Linked DNA regions of Homo sapiens: region 2 is linked to region 1. The links are chromatin contacts, found by Hi-C or POLR2A ChIA-PET in ENCODE. All regions are on one chromosome and are shown on one strand. Each heading gives the region's core, a stretch centred on a gene start or an enhancer-like site at or near the end of the contact. The rest is flanking DNA. Distances are from core to core; before and after follow the strand shown. Region 1 holds the start of RPL18A (ribosomal protein L18a). Region 2 holds the start of RFXANK (regulatory factor X associated ankyrin containing protein).

Region 1 (7,651 bases), core at 1,465-3,964:
TCAGGAGTTCAAGACCAGCCATAGCCAACATGGCGAAACTCTTGTCTCTACTAAAAATTAAAAAAAAAATTAGCCAGGCATGGTGCCGCACATCTGCAATTTCAGCTACTTGGGAGGCTGAGGCAGGAGAATCATTTGAACCTGGGAGGCAGAGGTTGCAATGAGCCAAGATTGCACCACTGCCCTCCAGCCTGGGTAATGGAGTGAGACCCTGTCTCAAAATAAATAAATAAAAATAAAATGTAGCATAAATGCAAATTTCTTCTCTCTTTGCCTCTTAACATATTTAAAAAGCAATTGTACAAAACTATATATTGGCCGGGCCCGGTGGCTCATGCCTGCAATCCCAGCACTTTGGGAGGCTGAGGTGGGCATATCACCTGAGGTTGGGAGTTCGAGACCAGTCTGGCCAACATGGTGAAACCCCCTCTCTACTAAAAATACAAAACATTAGCCGGGTGTGGTGGTGCACGCCTGTAATCTCAGCTACTCAGGAGGCTGAAGCAGGAGAATTGCTCGAACCTGGGAGGTGGAGGTTGCAGTGAGCCGAGATCATGCCACTGCAATCTAGCCTGGGTGACAGAGCGAGACTCTGTCTCAAAAAAACAAAAAACAAACAAAAAAACAGGCTGGGTGCGGTGGCTCATGCCTGTAATCCCAGCACTTTGGGAGGCCGAGGCGGGTGGGTCACCTGAGGTCAGGAATCTGAGACCAGCCTGGCCAACCCAGTAAAACCCTATCTCTACTAAAAATACAAAAAATTAGCCAGGCGTGGTGGTGCACGCCTGTAGTCCCAGTTACTCGGGAGGCTGAGGCAGGAGAATCGCTTGAACCTGGGAGGCAGAGGTTGCAGTGAGCTGAGATCACGCTGCTGCACTCCAGCCTGGGCGACAGAGCTAAACTCCATCTCAAAACAACAACAACAACAACAACAAACTATATATTAATTGTATTGTTGGGTCTACAATATAGAGAAAGGTAACATATTTGACATTAACGGCACAAAGGAGGTGAAGGGAGCCAAGTTGTACTGGAATAAGAAAATCATTGGGCCGGGCGCGGTGGCTTACGCCTGTAATCCCAACACTTTGGGAGGTGGAGGCAGGCGGATTACCTGAGGTCAGGAGTTCGAGACCAGCCTAACCAACATGGTAAAACCCTGTGTCTACTAAAAATACAAAAATTACCTGGGCATCGTGGCGGGCGCCTGTAATCCCAGCTACTCTGGAGGCTGAGGCGGGAGAATTGCTTGAACCCAGGAGGCAGAGGTTGCAGTGAGCCGAGATAGCGCCACTGCACTCTGGCCTGGGGAAAAGAGTAAGACTCAGTCTCAAAAAATAAAAGAAAAAGAAAAGAAAAGAAAATCACACCCAGTAGTGACTTGAATCCACAAAACCAGATTAAGAGAACCAGAAATGCAAAATAAGAAAATGAAAATAAAAAATTGCATGCTTGCTGTCCTTTATTTTCTTTCTTTCTTTCTTTCTTTTTTTTCTGAGTCGGAGTCTCGCCCTGTCTCCCAGGCTGGAGTGCAATGGCCAGATCTCGGCTTACTACAACCTCCATCTCCCAGGTTCAAGCGATTCTTCTGCCTTAGCCTCCCGAGTAGCTGGGATTACAGGCGCCCGCCACCACGCCCGGCTAATTTTTGTATTTTTAGTAGAGACGGGGTTTCGCCATGTTGGCCAGGCTGGTCTCGAACTCCTGACCTCAAGTGATCCACCCGCCTCGGCCTCCCAAAGTGCTGGGATGACAGGCGTGAGCCACCGCGCCTGGTCTTTTTTTTTTTTTTTTTTTTTTGAGACAGAGTCTCACTCTGTCGCCCAGGCTGGAGTACAGTGGCGCAATCTCGGGTCACTGCAACCTCTGGCTCCTGGGTTCAAACGATTCTCATGCCTCAGCCTCCTGCCTCTTTCCTCTTAATTTTACTTCATAGCCTTGTCATCAGGGAGTTGTTTGCGGGTGTTTCTTTTTTCATATCTGGTCCCCGTCCTCATCCCCAGGAGGGCTTCTTTCTGCCCAAGCAAACTGCTAAGTCCAAGCCCCTCAAAGTGGGCGGCTGGATCTTGATCCATTCTCCGGCTCTCCGCGCGCTCTCCCCCAACCCCTGCTCCCTCAGGTTCTTATGAACTGGAGGCAGACAGACAGAGTTTGAATCCCAGCTACTACGAAACACAAATCGGACCCCAAATTAACAAAAACAGCATTCCAGAGCTTATTCAATATTCGTGCTGCAACATCGCTAGGAGAAAAATATATTATTTGTATTCCCATTTTACAGATACCCTCAGGTATCTGGTGGAGACCTCCGTAACACACCTCCCCGGAGGATGAGGCCCCGAGTGTGAAGCATCGGGATCTCACGGTAAACACCGCAGCCACCCGAGGTAGCTTAGGTTCAATGCTTAGGCATCCTGCAGGCGGCGCGCGCCGCCGCCCCTAGTTGCAGCCGGGACTGGCGGAGTGCCTACAACTCCCGACGTGCCGCGCGCGCAGACGCTCCGTTGCGGTCGTGGTGGAACAGGTGGAGCTTGCCTCGTTGCCTTCTGGGAAACGAAGTCTCGCTGAAGAGAGGCGGAACTTTGAGTAGCAGGTGGATCCATAGCCAATGAAGACGCGGGTCGCTTTGAGTGCGGGGCAGAGAAGCCAATGGACGTGCGGCATTGAGAGGGCGGGTCTTCCGGTAGTGAAGGCCTGGTGAACGGCTGCGCGACAGAGGACACTTCCTTTTGCGGGTGGCGGCGAACGCGGAGAGCACGCCATGAAGGCCTCGGGCACGGTAAGGCGGGCGCGGCGCGGCAGGGGGCCAAGGGATGGGGCACGGGCCCCATCAGGGGCCTGCATAAGTGGCGTGGGCCGGGTTGGTGCCGCGCGCTTCTGTTTGGGCCCCCCTTGGCCGCGCGCCGCCTTCTCTTGTTGCACCCAACATGGCGGCCATCGTGGGAGCCGCGTGGAGAGAGCGATGCGTGACCTGGGCCAGCTCAGGGATCGCGGGGGCCCAAGGACTCCGGGTCTTCTTCCCGGGGGAAGGAATAAGTCGCGCAGCATAGAGGCCCTAGCCCCGGCACCTCGTCGAGCCGCCAAGTTTCTGTTTTCCTTTCTGCAACGTGGACGTGGCGGTAGAGCAATAGTGTGTTTTCTTTCTGCCGGAATGGCTGTGAGAAGCAGATGAAAATTGCTAACAGTGAGCCGAAACGGGGAGCGTGAGGCTTAACGCTGTGGTACATACTGGATAGAATCAAACGGCTCTATGGCGCAGAGATAGGAGAACCTGGACTCCCATGGAGTGGGTGTATTATGTCCAGATCTCCAGCTTCGGTTTCCTTGCTGTCAAAGGGGCGGGCCCCATTGTTCCCTTCCTGAACGTGTGCCGAGGCCGGTGGGTCAGGTTCACAGTAAAAGTAGGAACTGCGATAATTTGTGACTATTTTTCATTGATAACTAGTGAAAAGCTGGCGAGTCAGTTTCAGAGGTGGTTTCTTTGTGCCATATCACAGAGCCTGGACTTGACCAAAGATTCTCACCTCTGCATCTGTAAACCGGGAGTCTTCCCTGGGCCAAACGTTTGGATTGCAGTTGGGAAAACGGAGGCAGCCGCAGCTCGCGTGGCAACAGTGCAGGGATCCCAGGGCTGGGGAGAGACCTGAGGTCTTGTCCTAGTTCTGCCTGGAATGGGCTGTGAGATCCCATGCTGGTCACTGGGCCTCAGGGTGAAAGAAGATGTTGGCTGGATGTTTTGAGGTGCAGAGTGGCTGTTTGACGGCGACTGCAAAGCAATTCAGGACTGCAGCATGAAGAAAGGAGGCTGTGGGTCTAAGCCACAGCTTTCCTGGTCTGAAACCCTTAGCCCAGGCAAAGGAGAGGCAGGCAACTCAATTAATCCTCCCTGGAGACCTCCCTCTCCTCAGTTCATTTTGTGTATAAAGTTGTGGTCGGGAGTGTGACCTACAGTCACCAAGAATCCACATGGAGGCCCTAGGGTGGCCCTGCCTCCTGCTTCCCGAATCTGTGGTCACTAGATGTAGGAAAGGGAGTGAGGTGGATCTCCACAGTTGCCTCTGGGTGCTGGCCTTACCCTCACTCCTGTTTCCTTTCAGCTACGAGAGTACAAGGTAGTGGGTCGCTGCCTGCCCACCCCCAAATGCCACACGCCGCCCCTCTACCGCATGCGAATCTTTGCGCCTAATCATGTCGTCGCCAAGTCCCGCTTCTGGTACTTTGTATCTCAGTTAAAGAAGATGAAGAAGTCTTCAGGGGAGATTGTCTACTGTGGGCAGGTATGGAGAGGCCGGGGCTACGTGGGGTCTGGAGTGGATTTGCGCCTCTTGGGACATCGTGCATCTCAAGAATTAATCAGACATCGAACGGGTGCGGTAGCTCAACGCCTGTAATCCCATCACATCAGACATCAGAGCCCCGGGTTGTGTTTCTGCCTGGGTCACGGGACTGGAGCAGAGCTTATGTGCCATTTCCCTGATTAGAAAGCCAGGGACCCAGGGAGCGGGTGGGTGGCATGGTGGGACACCTTGGTTGGTGCTGTCTTCCCTGGGCCCTGTCTGTTAAGTGAGGAGAGGTGATGGCTATCTGGTCAGTGGGTGGTAGCTAGGTTGGCCCAGACAGGTTCCAGGAGACTTGAGTTCAGGAACTGCATCTGGGGCTGGGTTGGTGTCCGTGGCAGAAGCCTGGACTTCAGGCTGTTGCCATGGGAAGTTCCCTTACCTCACGCTCCCTGAGGATGCCTGAAGGTAGGTGGGGCTGGGAAACTGAGGCACAAGAGTCTGGCCATAGAGTAGGCCTGGAGCCTGGGGTGTGCTTTAGAGGCAGAGGGTTCAGTGAGGATGGGGCTAGGGCACATCGGCTTGCTGCTCTCACATCTCCCTGTGGCCTCTCCTTGGCAGGTGTTTGAGAAGTCCCCCCTGCGGGTGAAGAACTTCGGGATCTGGCTGCGCTATGACTCCCGGAGCGGCACCCACAACATGTACCGGGAATACCGGGACCTGACCACCGCAGGCGCTGTCACCCAGTGCTGTAAGCTGCCTGTCCCGCCTCCAGCTTTTTAGACCCTCCTTGACTCCCTCACACTGAGGCAGGGCAAGTGCCAGAGGTTCCCAGTGCAGGAGAGTCTCAGGACTGGTGGCGGGGCACAGGAAGACAAAAGGATGCCCCAGGCCCCAGATGGCGCTTTTCTGAGAGCCCTGCCAGGCTCGGTTGTAAATCACATCACATCTGGAAACTCCCTTTTTGGGTCTGCACCTTGTTTAGACTGGGATCCACATCACCACTGTTTTCTGGGACCCACTGAGAACCGAATTGAACCCCTGCCTAGTGTTGGGAGCTGGCACCTTTTCCCTGGCTCACCTGCCAGGGTCTGTGAGACCCCCACACCTCCCTGATTGCACCTAAACCCAAGAATCACTGTTTCTTATAGCGGTGGTTTAAACAGAGGTGCAAACAGCAAGCGGATCTTGTCGCCTTTGGGGGGCTGTGGCCGTGCCCCTCAAAGTGAATTTGGAGGTTCCACAACTCTAGTGGCCAGTGACTGCAGGGACCCAGGCCTTGGGCTATCTCGCTTCCCCACCACCACCTTCCCGTGAGCCCCGAGCCCTCAGGCAGTTGCTGTGACCAACAGGATGTGTCAGGTCATTGGGCAGGCACTCAGGAGGTTTGCTGAATGCCCAGAGCCCAGGCAACACCGTCACCCTGGCCCCGCTCCTTTCCACAGACCGAGACATGGGTGCCCGGCACCGCGCCCGAGCCCACTCCATTCAGATCATGAAGGTGGAGGAGATCGCGGCCAGCAAGTGCCGCCGGCCGGCTGTCAAGCAGTTCCACGTGAGTGCCCTGGGGGACTCCCCTGGAGGGAAGTGCCTGCTCTGACGCAGGAGCCCAGTGGGGGGCGGCTACACCTTGGTGGCCCCACAGGATGGGGTGTTAAGAGGCTTCCAACCCCCTCAACATGCCTCCCTTCCTCACAGGACTCCAAGATCAAGTTCCCGCTGCCCCACCGGGTCCTGCGCCGTCAGCACAAGCCACGCTTCACCACCAAGAGGCCCAACACCTTCTTCTAGGTGCAGGGCCCTCGTCCGGGTGTGCCCCAAATAAACTCAGGAACGCCCCGGTGCTCGCCGCATGTTTTCTTTGCACACTGCAGAGCTCAAAGGGGTGCTATGAGAGGCCGGCCCAGTCAGCTCCTGGGGTGCAGCTGAGCTGCCATTTCTTTGTCCTGGGAGGGGTCTTCAGTGCAAACAAACAAACCCTCACATCCTCCTGTCCTGGAGTGGGCCCTCCAGGCGCCCCCACCCCTGAGCTCCCTCTTGCTTGGTCAGTTCTCAGCCCTGCTGGCAGCCCTGGGCTATGAGCTGCAGGGGTACTGTCTGTCCTGGGCCCTAAATCTGTCCCAACTGCCTTGTGAGACACAGGCCTCCCAGGCTCCCCTGCTGAGTCTGGACCAGGGAGAATCTCCCTAGATAGTGGGGTTGGCGTTCACTCCCTGGGGATTCTCCTAAGTCTCTGGTTCCCAAAGTTTTCAGAGTAGACACAAGTGGGCACCCGAGGGGCGCTCTCTGCTGCTTGGGGGCTGTTTCCCTTTCACTGGTTGGGGGCCTCTTAGATGACGCCCTCATCTTGCCCAAGGAGGTCAAGGACTCACCACAGGTACTCATCTCTGGGAAACTGCCTCAGGCCTGGAAAATTCCAGGCATGACACTAATCCCACCCTGGCTGAGTCCTTCTGTCAGGTGGAGGCTAAGCTGGCATTGGAGAAGTTTGAGACACAGCCAAGAGCTCAGGCTCTGGGAGCCTCCCATCCTTTGTTGCGTGACCTTGGGCAGCCCTGTTCTGGGCCAGCGGCCCTTCTGGGGCTTGCTGTCTTGATCTCAACATCGGGTTCCACATTGATGTGGGAAGTGACGCTGTGCAGGTGCTGGGGTCAGCCTATGGGGCCCTCCTTTGTCCCAGAGAGCCCAGGACCAGGAGGAAGCCAGGACTAGGTAGTAGTTACGGCTTTTTGAAACAGGGTCTTGCTCTGTCGCCCTGGCTAGAGTGCAGTGGAGAGATCGTGGCTTACTGTAGCCTCGACCTCCTGGGCTCAAGTGGTCCTCCTGCCTCAGCCTCCCAAGTAGCTGGGACTACAGGGGCACCACCACACTCAGGGCAAGGACACAGCCTTTCCTCTACCTGTGGAGGAGCTGTGTGGTTTCCAGGAAACCAGGCCTTTTCCAGCCTCACCTGTGGGGTGTTGTAACACCCAGGAACTTGGAGAGGCGCCCAGAACCTGGGCAGGGTCAGCACACAAGCACCCATTCTGCGTAAGACCCAGGCCTGAGGACAGCCCTGTAGACCACAGAACCCCACGGGTCCCGTCCCCAACAACTGGCTCCTTCCCACCCTAGGGCCTTCGCACTTGCCTGGAATACTACAGATTCCCCCAGGCTGGCCTCACTCGAGTTTTACAAACTGCACGTGGGTTCCCGGGACTGGGCTATATTTGATTTCTATCCCCCACTAGTTCTGAGAGGGCAGGGGCTGTGTGTGTCACCCAGTGTATCCAGGAGGGGCTCAACTTTCCATGGTATCCTTTTTGTTTCGTGAAAGCTCTTTACATATGCGGGGCAAAAGCTTGAGAAGAGTCATACATTTTCCCAGGATATCT
Region 2 (7,651 bases), core at 3,772-6,271, 1.3 Mb after region 1:
AGGCTGAGGTGGGCAGATCACCTGAGGTCAGGAATTCAAGACCAGCCAGGCCATCATGGTAAAACCCATCTCTACTAAAAATACAAAAATTAGCCAGGCATGATGGCGGGCGCCTGTAGTCCCAGCTATTCTGGAGGCTGAGGCAGGAGAAATCACTTGAATCTGGGAGGTGGAGGTTGCAGTGAGCTGACGTCATGCCATTGCACTCCAGCCTGGGCAACAAGAGCAAAACTCCATCTCAAAAAAAAAAAAAGAGGACATTAATGAGAGGACATAATGAGTGATGAGTTCATAACGAGTAAACTTCTTTTTTTTTTTTTTGAGACAGAGTCTTGCTCTGTCATCAGGCTGGAGTGCAGTGGTGCAATCTCGGCTCACCACAACCTCCGACTCCCTGGTTCAAGTGATTCTCCTGCCTCAGCCTCCTGAGTAGCTGGGATTACAGGCATGCACCACCACGCCCAGCTAATTTTTGTATTTTTAGTGGAGACAGGGTTTCACCATGTTGGTCAGGATGGTCTCGATCTCCTGACCTCGTGATCCGCTCACCATGGCCTCCCAAAGTGCTGGGATTACAGGCTTGAGCCACCGCGCCTGGCCAGCTTGATTGAACTTTTTTTTTAGAGACAGGGTCTCGCTCTGTTGCCCAGGCTGGAGTGCAGTGGTGTGATCACAGCTCACTGCACCCTCGAAACTCCCAGCCTCAAGGCATCATCACGCCTCAGCCTCCCGAGGAGCTAGAACTACAGGTGCAAACCACCATGCCTGGCTAGTTTTTTCATTTATTTATTTATTTATTTATTATTATTTTGAGATGGAGTCTCACTCTGTCGCCCAGGCTGGAGTGTAGTGGGGCAATCTTGGCTCACTGCAAGCTCCACCTCCTGGGTTCACGTCATTCTCCCGGCTCAGCCTCCCGCGTAGCTGGGACTACAGGCACCCGCCACCACGCCCGGCTAACTTTTTGTATTTTTTAGTAGAGACGGGGTTTCACTGTGTTACCAGGATGGTCTCGATCTCCTGACCTCGTGATCCGCCTGCCTCGGGCTCCAAAGTGCTGGGATTACAGGCATGAGCCACCGCGCCCGGCTCATTTTTTAAAATAGAGACAAGGTCTTGCTATGTGGCCCAGGCTGGTCCTGAACTCTTGGTCTCAAGTGATCCTCCTGCCTCAGCCTCCCAAAGTGCTGGGATTATAGGCATGAGCCACTGTGCCTGGCCCCCAGTGAACTCTTCTCATCTTTCCCTCCCAAACCCACCGGTAGTGGACACTGCTGCCTACTGCACTTCCCGGCATTCTTTTTGCCCCCGTGACCACACTCGGGACTCTTCAGAGCATGCCCACAGGACCTGAAAGTGCCTGGAAGTTCACATCCCAGGAGGGCCTCAGCTGCCACTCACCAGTGAGAGATATGGAAACCTGTGTCCCTCGCTGGGCACTGAACAACCCAGAGCCTAACATCCCCCTGGGCTCCTGTGCAGGCCCAGGATGAGGCCTCCCTCTGCAGATTTTACCTGAGGTGCCCCTCGCTCAGCCTCCTCACCAGCCAGCCCTGCCCTGTTTCCCCTTCTCCCCTGCAGGTGTCTCCTGATGAAATTTTTTTTTTCTTGTTTTTGAGACAGAGTCTTGCTCTGTTGTCCAGGCTGGAGTGCAGTAGTGTAATCTCGGCTCACTGCAACCTCCACCTCCCGGGTTCAGGTGATTCTCCTGCCTCAGCCTCCCGAGTAGCTGGGATTACAGGCACCCGCCACCACGCCTGGCTAATTTTTGTATTTTTATTTGAGATGGGGTTTTACCATGTTGGCCAGGCTGGTCTCGAACTCCTGACCTCAAGTGATCTGCCCACTTCGGCCTCCCAGAGTGCTGGGATTACAGGAGTGAGCCACCGCCCGGCCCTGATAAATTAATTGCACGCAAATCCTCATTACAGGGTCTGTTTCAACAACGGCATTCCCAGCCAGCCAGCAGGGCCCGCCTTTCCTGTCCCATTCTTGGGCAGATCCTGATGGTTCCAGTCTCACCTGTTCTATTATACCACACTGCCCGCACCGGTCCAGGCACAGCGAGGCACGGCCATCTCCTGCCTGGATGCCAGATCCACCTTCTCCCTGGCCTCTCTGCTTCCCCTGCTGCCAACAGTTCAACCTCCATGCAGCACGTGAGGCAAACTCCAAATGAACAAATCATCTATTCCCACCCTTGCTTTAAACTCTTCCATAGCTCCCACCTGCCAGAGAATAAAATCCGCCTTTCTTGCCCTGCATGTTCTGGCTGCTCTTGACCTCCCTGCCTTCCTTGCCCTCCACCCCTGGCTCTTCCTTGGACCTCCCAGCACTGCCCAGAACTTTCTCACTGCCCGAGAGGACAAGGTAGGAGGATCACTTGAGGATAAGAATTTGAGACCAACGCCGGGTGCGGTGGCTCACGCCTGTAATCCCAGCACTTTGGCAGGAGGATGGATTCAGCCTAGGAGTTCAAGACCAGCCTGGGAGACATGGCGAAACCCCACCTCTATAAAAAATTGCAAAAATAAGCTGGTCATGGTGATCTATACCTGTAGTCCCAGCTACTCAGGAGGCTGAGGTGGGAGGACTGCTTGGGTCTGACAAGTGGAGGCTGCAGTGAGCCATGATCATACCACTGCACTCCAGTCTGGGCAAAAGAGTGAGACTCTGTCCCAAAAAAAAAAAAATTAAATGCCCGTATGTGACCAGTTGCTCCTTTATTCATTACAGCAGAGCTCTAAACACTTGGTCACCTCAAGGCCTTTGCACTTGGTATTCCCACCTGGAGACACCATTCCGTCACTGGCTCTCCTTCATCCCTCAGGTCTGCTCAAATGTCACCTCCTGGGCAAGACCCTCCCTGACTACCAAGCTTAAAAGATGACCCCTCCACCTCACGGAGGACCTTGGCAGGCATTTTGTTCCTTTCTCTTAATACCAATTTCAACTGATTAGGTTACATGTTCACAGGAAAAGTTAAAAGCTTGGACTTGGGAGAGCAGAGCTTCTCTGAGCCTCAGCTTCCTCATCCACAAAAAAAGAATAACAGCACCAGCCTCAAAGTTTGCTACAGAGATGAATCCAATGCCATCACCAGGGTGACTGCTCAGGAGAGAGAACCCAGGCGTGTCTGGGAGTCAAAGGAGGCTAACACAAGTCTCTCCATCTCACCACTGTGCCTTGAGTGGCAGAGCCCAGCCTGCCACCTCCAAACTGTGTGACCTCTTACCAGATAGGCCTCCTCGCTTTGAATGTGAGCATAACGGCCAGGGGCGGTGGCCCACGCCTGTAATTCCAGAACTTTGGGAGGCCGAAGCGGGAGGATCACCTGAGGTTGGGAGTTCGACACCAGCCTGACCAACGTGGAGAAACCCCGTTTCTACTGAAAATACAAAATTAGCCAGGCATGGTGGTGCATGCCTGTAATCCCAGCTATTCGGGAGGCTGAGGCAGGAGAAACACTTGAACCCGGGAGGCGGAGGTTGCCGTGAGCCATGATCACGCCATTGCACTCCAGCCTTGGCAACAAGAGCAAAACTCCGTCTCAAATAAAAAAAAAGAAGAAGAAAGGTGAGCATAACAGACAAGGCACGGTGGCTCATGCCTCATACTCATGCCCTCCGTTATCCATGGTTCCCGAATCTGTGGATTCAACCAACCGTGGATGGAAAATAGGAAAAAAAAAATTCCACAAAGTTTCAAAAAGCAAAACTTCAATCTGCCCTACACGAAGCACTTCTTTGAATCCATGTGAATGAAGTGATGTGTAGGCCTGTATTATGTATTCTAGATGTGAGTAATCTAGGGTGATTTAAAGTATAGGGGATTAGCTGGGTGCAGTGGTTCACACCTGTAATCCCAGCACTTTGGGAGGCCAAGGTGGGTGGATCACTCGAGGTCAGGAGTTCGAGACTAGCCTGAGCAACAAGGTGAAACCCCGTCTCTACTAAAAATACAAAAAAATTAGCTGGGCATGGGGGTGTGTGCCTGTAATCCTAGCTACTCAGGGGGCTGAGGTTGCAGTGAGCTGAGATCCCCCCACGGCACTCCAGCCTGGGTGACAGAGCGAGACTCCGTCAAAAAAAAAAAAAATTAAAGAATTAGCCTGATGTGGTGGTGTGCACTTGTAGTCCCAGCTACTGGAGAAGCTGAGGCAAGAGGATCGCCCGCGCCAGAGAGATCGAGGCTACAGTGAGCCATGATCGCGCCACCGCACCCCAGCCTGGGCGACAGTGTGATACCTTGTCTCAAAAAAAAAAAAAAAAAAGGAAACAAGACGCACAGCGATTACTACGCCCCGGGGATTCTTCCAATGCATTACAAATATCAGGTTGTTGAGTTTTTTTTTTTTAGACAGGGTCTCACTTGTCACCCAGGCTGGGGGTGCAGTGGCACGACCGTAGCCCACTGCAGTGCAGCCTTGACCTCCCGGGCTCAAGCAATCCTCCCACCTTAGCCGCCCAAGTAGCTGGGACCACAGGCGTGCGCCACCACGCCCGGCTAATTTTTGTATTTTTTTAGAGACGAGATCTCACTATGTCACCTAGGCTGGTCTCGGGCTCAAGCGATCCTCCCGCCTAGGCCTCCCAAAGTGCTGGGATTACAAAGCCACCACTCCCAGCCTCAGCTACTGAATTCTTGAAACAATCCTGGGGGGACCGGTAATTAAAGCAGACACGGAGCCTTTCTACAGGTTTCAAAACTAGTCAGCGGCAGAGCTGGGATTGGACGGCAGTTCAATCACTGCTCCTCGCACGGTCCCTCCGCGCCCGGCCTTTGTCAGGCCGCCCCTCCACAAGTTACCGGCCCCCTCTGTCCCGCCCGCAGGCCCGCACCACCTTTCTTCCCCTTGAGCTGCATCTCCGGCTCCTCCATAGCGACCGCGGCCGAGCGAACCGGGAAACGGCACCGGAAGCCCGGAGGTTGGGACGCCCGCCTAAGCCTTCCCTGCTGAAACCGGACGCCGCACGGCTCCTGTTCCGGTGTCAGAGGGCCCGCCCTCCCCGCTCCTCAGTCTTTGCGGACAAGAAAGGGGCTGTGTGAGACGCAGGGAAGGAGGCACACCCGGGGGTGGCGCAGTGAGGAGGGGGCGCGACGGCCAGGAGGCTGGTGGAGCGACACCCAGGCAGGAGAGGGGGAAGAACTCTCTCCCTTTCTGAACCCCCTTTTCCTTGAGAGACGAGTTGGGGGAGTCCTCCACGCATTACCCACTCGGGCCGCAAAAACTCCCTTCTTTAGCCCTCTGCCCCCGCCCTTGCTTATAAGCCTTTGAGACCGCAGAAGGGACCTTGTTGTGGAACGGGACGGCCAAGGTACGCTGCCCCTTTAAGTTCCAGACGCCCCGCGTACTTCCCCTACTTCTTCTTCTTGAGATAGCCCCGCCCATCTACCCGAAGCCGGAGCCAATTGGCTCCCTCTGGAAAAATCTGTGGGCAGGGTAAAGGTGAGCGGGCGCAGGCGTAGTGAAATTCTCAGAGCCCTTTAGGCCCCGCCCATTCCCTCCGAGTCGGTGAGGAGGGGAAAAGAAGGCGCAGGCGCAACTGCCCTCCCAGGACCCCAGCGGAACCCACGCCCTCCCCTAAGTCTTAAAGGGCCAGAGGCAGCACTTACTGCCCGGGCCCTTCCTCACTTTTGGGGGGCGGGGGTGCGCAAGCGCAGTGGGGGAGCTCTGGGGTGGGGGTAGCGGTCGAGTATCAAGTTGCTTTCTGTCCCGGCAGAGGAAGCCAGATCGCTGAGGGTCCGGTCTCCAGTTTGCCTCCTGCTATATCCATTGGAAGAGAAAAGTTTGTGACTTGGGCCCCCAAGTTTTGAGAGAACTGGGCTTTCGGCGCGGGGGGACAGAGGAGGCTCGTGGGGAGGTGAGTGGACCTCCTGGATCGATTTAGGAGGCTCGGGTGGGACTGGGACCAATCGCACCTTTGTTGAGCCGTCACTCATTATGGGGAGCCCCTCCCAACAACCATAGCGAATATTTATTGAGCTCCACGCTTAGCAGATCCCCCGATAAGCTATGTACAGACATAATTCGTTGTAGGTCTCATTTCCACATTTTGTCGTGGAGGAAACTGAGGCTCAAAGGTTAAGTCACGTGCCCAAGTTCTCACGGCCTATAAATTGAGGGATTCGAACCCAGACAGCTGACCCCAGAGCCCCGGCTTTTTTTTCCTTTCTTTTTTTTTTTTTTTTTTTTTTTTGAGACAGAGTCTTGCTCTGTCGCCCCAGCTACAGTGCAGTGGTGCGATCTCTGCTCACCGCAACCTCCACCTCCCGAGTTCAAGCAATTCTGCCTCAGCCTCCCGAGTAGCTGGGATCACAGGCGCCCGCCACCGCGCTTGGCTAATTTTTGTATTTTTAGTACAGATGGGGTTTCACCATGGTGGCCAGCCTGGTCTCGAACTCCTGACCTCATGATCCACCCTCCTCGGCCTCCCAAAGTGCTGGGATTACAGCCGTGAGCCACTGTGCCCTGCCAGAGCCCAGGCTCTTAAACATTGCACATTGTAGGTGCTTTGGTGGTGGGGAATGGTAGACCTCGAAAGCAGTTGGACTCTGGTTTTCATTTCCCTGGCTCTGGTAATTAACCTGGACCTCAGTTTACCCACCCTCACAGTGCAAGGCTAGGTATGCAGTCGGTGCCTACTTTATTATAACTGTTGATAATTATTGTCATCTCTCCCCTTCTGACACCTCCGCCAGCTTTCCCCATGGAGCTTACCCAGCCTGCAGAAGACCTCATCCAGACCCAGCAGACCCCTGCCTCAGAACTTGGGGACCCTGAAGACCCCGGAGAGGAGGCTGCAGATGGCTCAGACACTGTGGTCCTCAGTCTCTTTCCCTGCACCCCTGAGCCTGTGAATCCTGAACCGGATGCCAGTGTTTCCTCTCCACAGGGTAGGATACCTCCTCTGGGATTAGCCCTCTGGGATTCCATGATGATGGAATGTCAGGCCTCACATGGAACCTGTGTCTTGCTTTCGTTTTTGTTTTGTTTTGTTTTGTTGTTTTTTGAGATGGAGTTTTGCTCTTGTTGCCCATGCTGGAGTGCAATGGCGTGATCTCAGCTCACTGCAACCTCTGCCTCCTGGGTTCAACTGATTCTCCTGTCTCAGCCTCCTGAGTAGCTGGGATTACAGGCTTCCGCCACTACGCCCAGCTAATTTTTTGGGTATTTTTAGTAGAGACGGGGTTTCACCATGTTGGCCAGGCTGGTCTTGAACTCCTGACCTCAGGTGATCCGCCCACCTCGGCCTCCCAAAGTGCTGGGATTACAGGCATGAGCCACTGTGCCCGGCCTGTTTTTGTTTTTTGATACAGGGTCTCGCTCTGTTACTAAGGCTGGAGTGCAGTGATGCAATCATAGTTCACTGCAGCCTCAACTTCCTGGGCTGAAGCCATCACTCAGCCTCCCTAGGAGCTGGGACTATAGGCATGCAACCACACCTGGCTAATTTTTTTTTTTTTTTTGGGAGGCTGGTCTCCACCTCCTGGGCTCAAGTGATCTGCAGGCCTCCACTTCCGAAAGTGCTGGGATTACAGGTGTGAGCCACAGTGCCCGGCCCTTCACACCTGTTTTTAACTCTTTGAGGGTAGATAGCTAGGAGTGAAATTACTGGGTCAGATGGTCATCCTGTTTTACTTACTGAGG

What was found. Hi-C counts contacts between places; a loop is a spot of excess contacts on that map. ChIA-PET counts read pairs that join two places held with the same protein, here RNA polymerase II (POLR2A). Pooled maps may share reads with other maps.
Region 2: a pooled map shows a loop between it and region 1 (11-fold over the local background). The contact joins the promoter of RFXANK here to the promoter of RPL18A in region 1. A Hi-C loop is called at or near these places in 5 of 50 pooled maps. POLR2A ChIA-PET finds 5 or more read pairs at or near these places in 2 of 52 experiments (HEK293T and activated CD8-positive, alpha-beta memory T cell).

Annotation. Positions count from the first base shown.
Region 1 is chr19:17,857,196-17,864,846 of GRCh38, forward strand. It overlaps RPL18A (ribosomal protein L18a), which reads left to right and starts at 2,715. Exons shown (of 5, transcript NM_000980.4): 1 at 2,715-2,779; 2 at 4,098-4,277; 3 at 4,899-5,028; 4 at 5,723-5,832; 5 at 5,976-6,124. The coding sequence starts at 2,762. The coding sequence ends at 6,068. SNORA68 (small nucleolar RNA, H/ACA box 68) reads left to right here and starts at 5,393; the gene lies at 5,393-5,525. RefSeq lists enhancers at 2,263-2,998, 2,331-2,710, 4,470-5,206, 5,207-5,941.
Region 2 is chr19:19,187,237-19,194,887 of GRCh38, forward strand. It overlaps RFXANK (regulatory factor X associated ankyrin containing protein), which reads left to right and starts at 5,022. Exons shown (of 10, transcript NM_003721.4): 1 at 5,022-5,318; 2 at 5,724-5,864; 3 at 6,703-6,897. The coding sequence starts at 6,711. It overlaps BORCS8-MEF2B (BORCS8-MEF2B readthrough), which reads right to left and starts at 4,916. Exons shown (of 12, transcript NR_027308.2): 1 at 4,845-4,916. BORCS8 (BLOC-1 related complex subunit 8) reads right to left here and starts at 4,916. Exons shown (of 6, transcript NM_001145784.2): 1 at 4,845-4,916. The coding sequence starts at 4,881. RefSeq lists an enhancer at 5,799-5,888.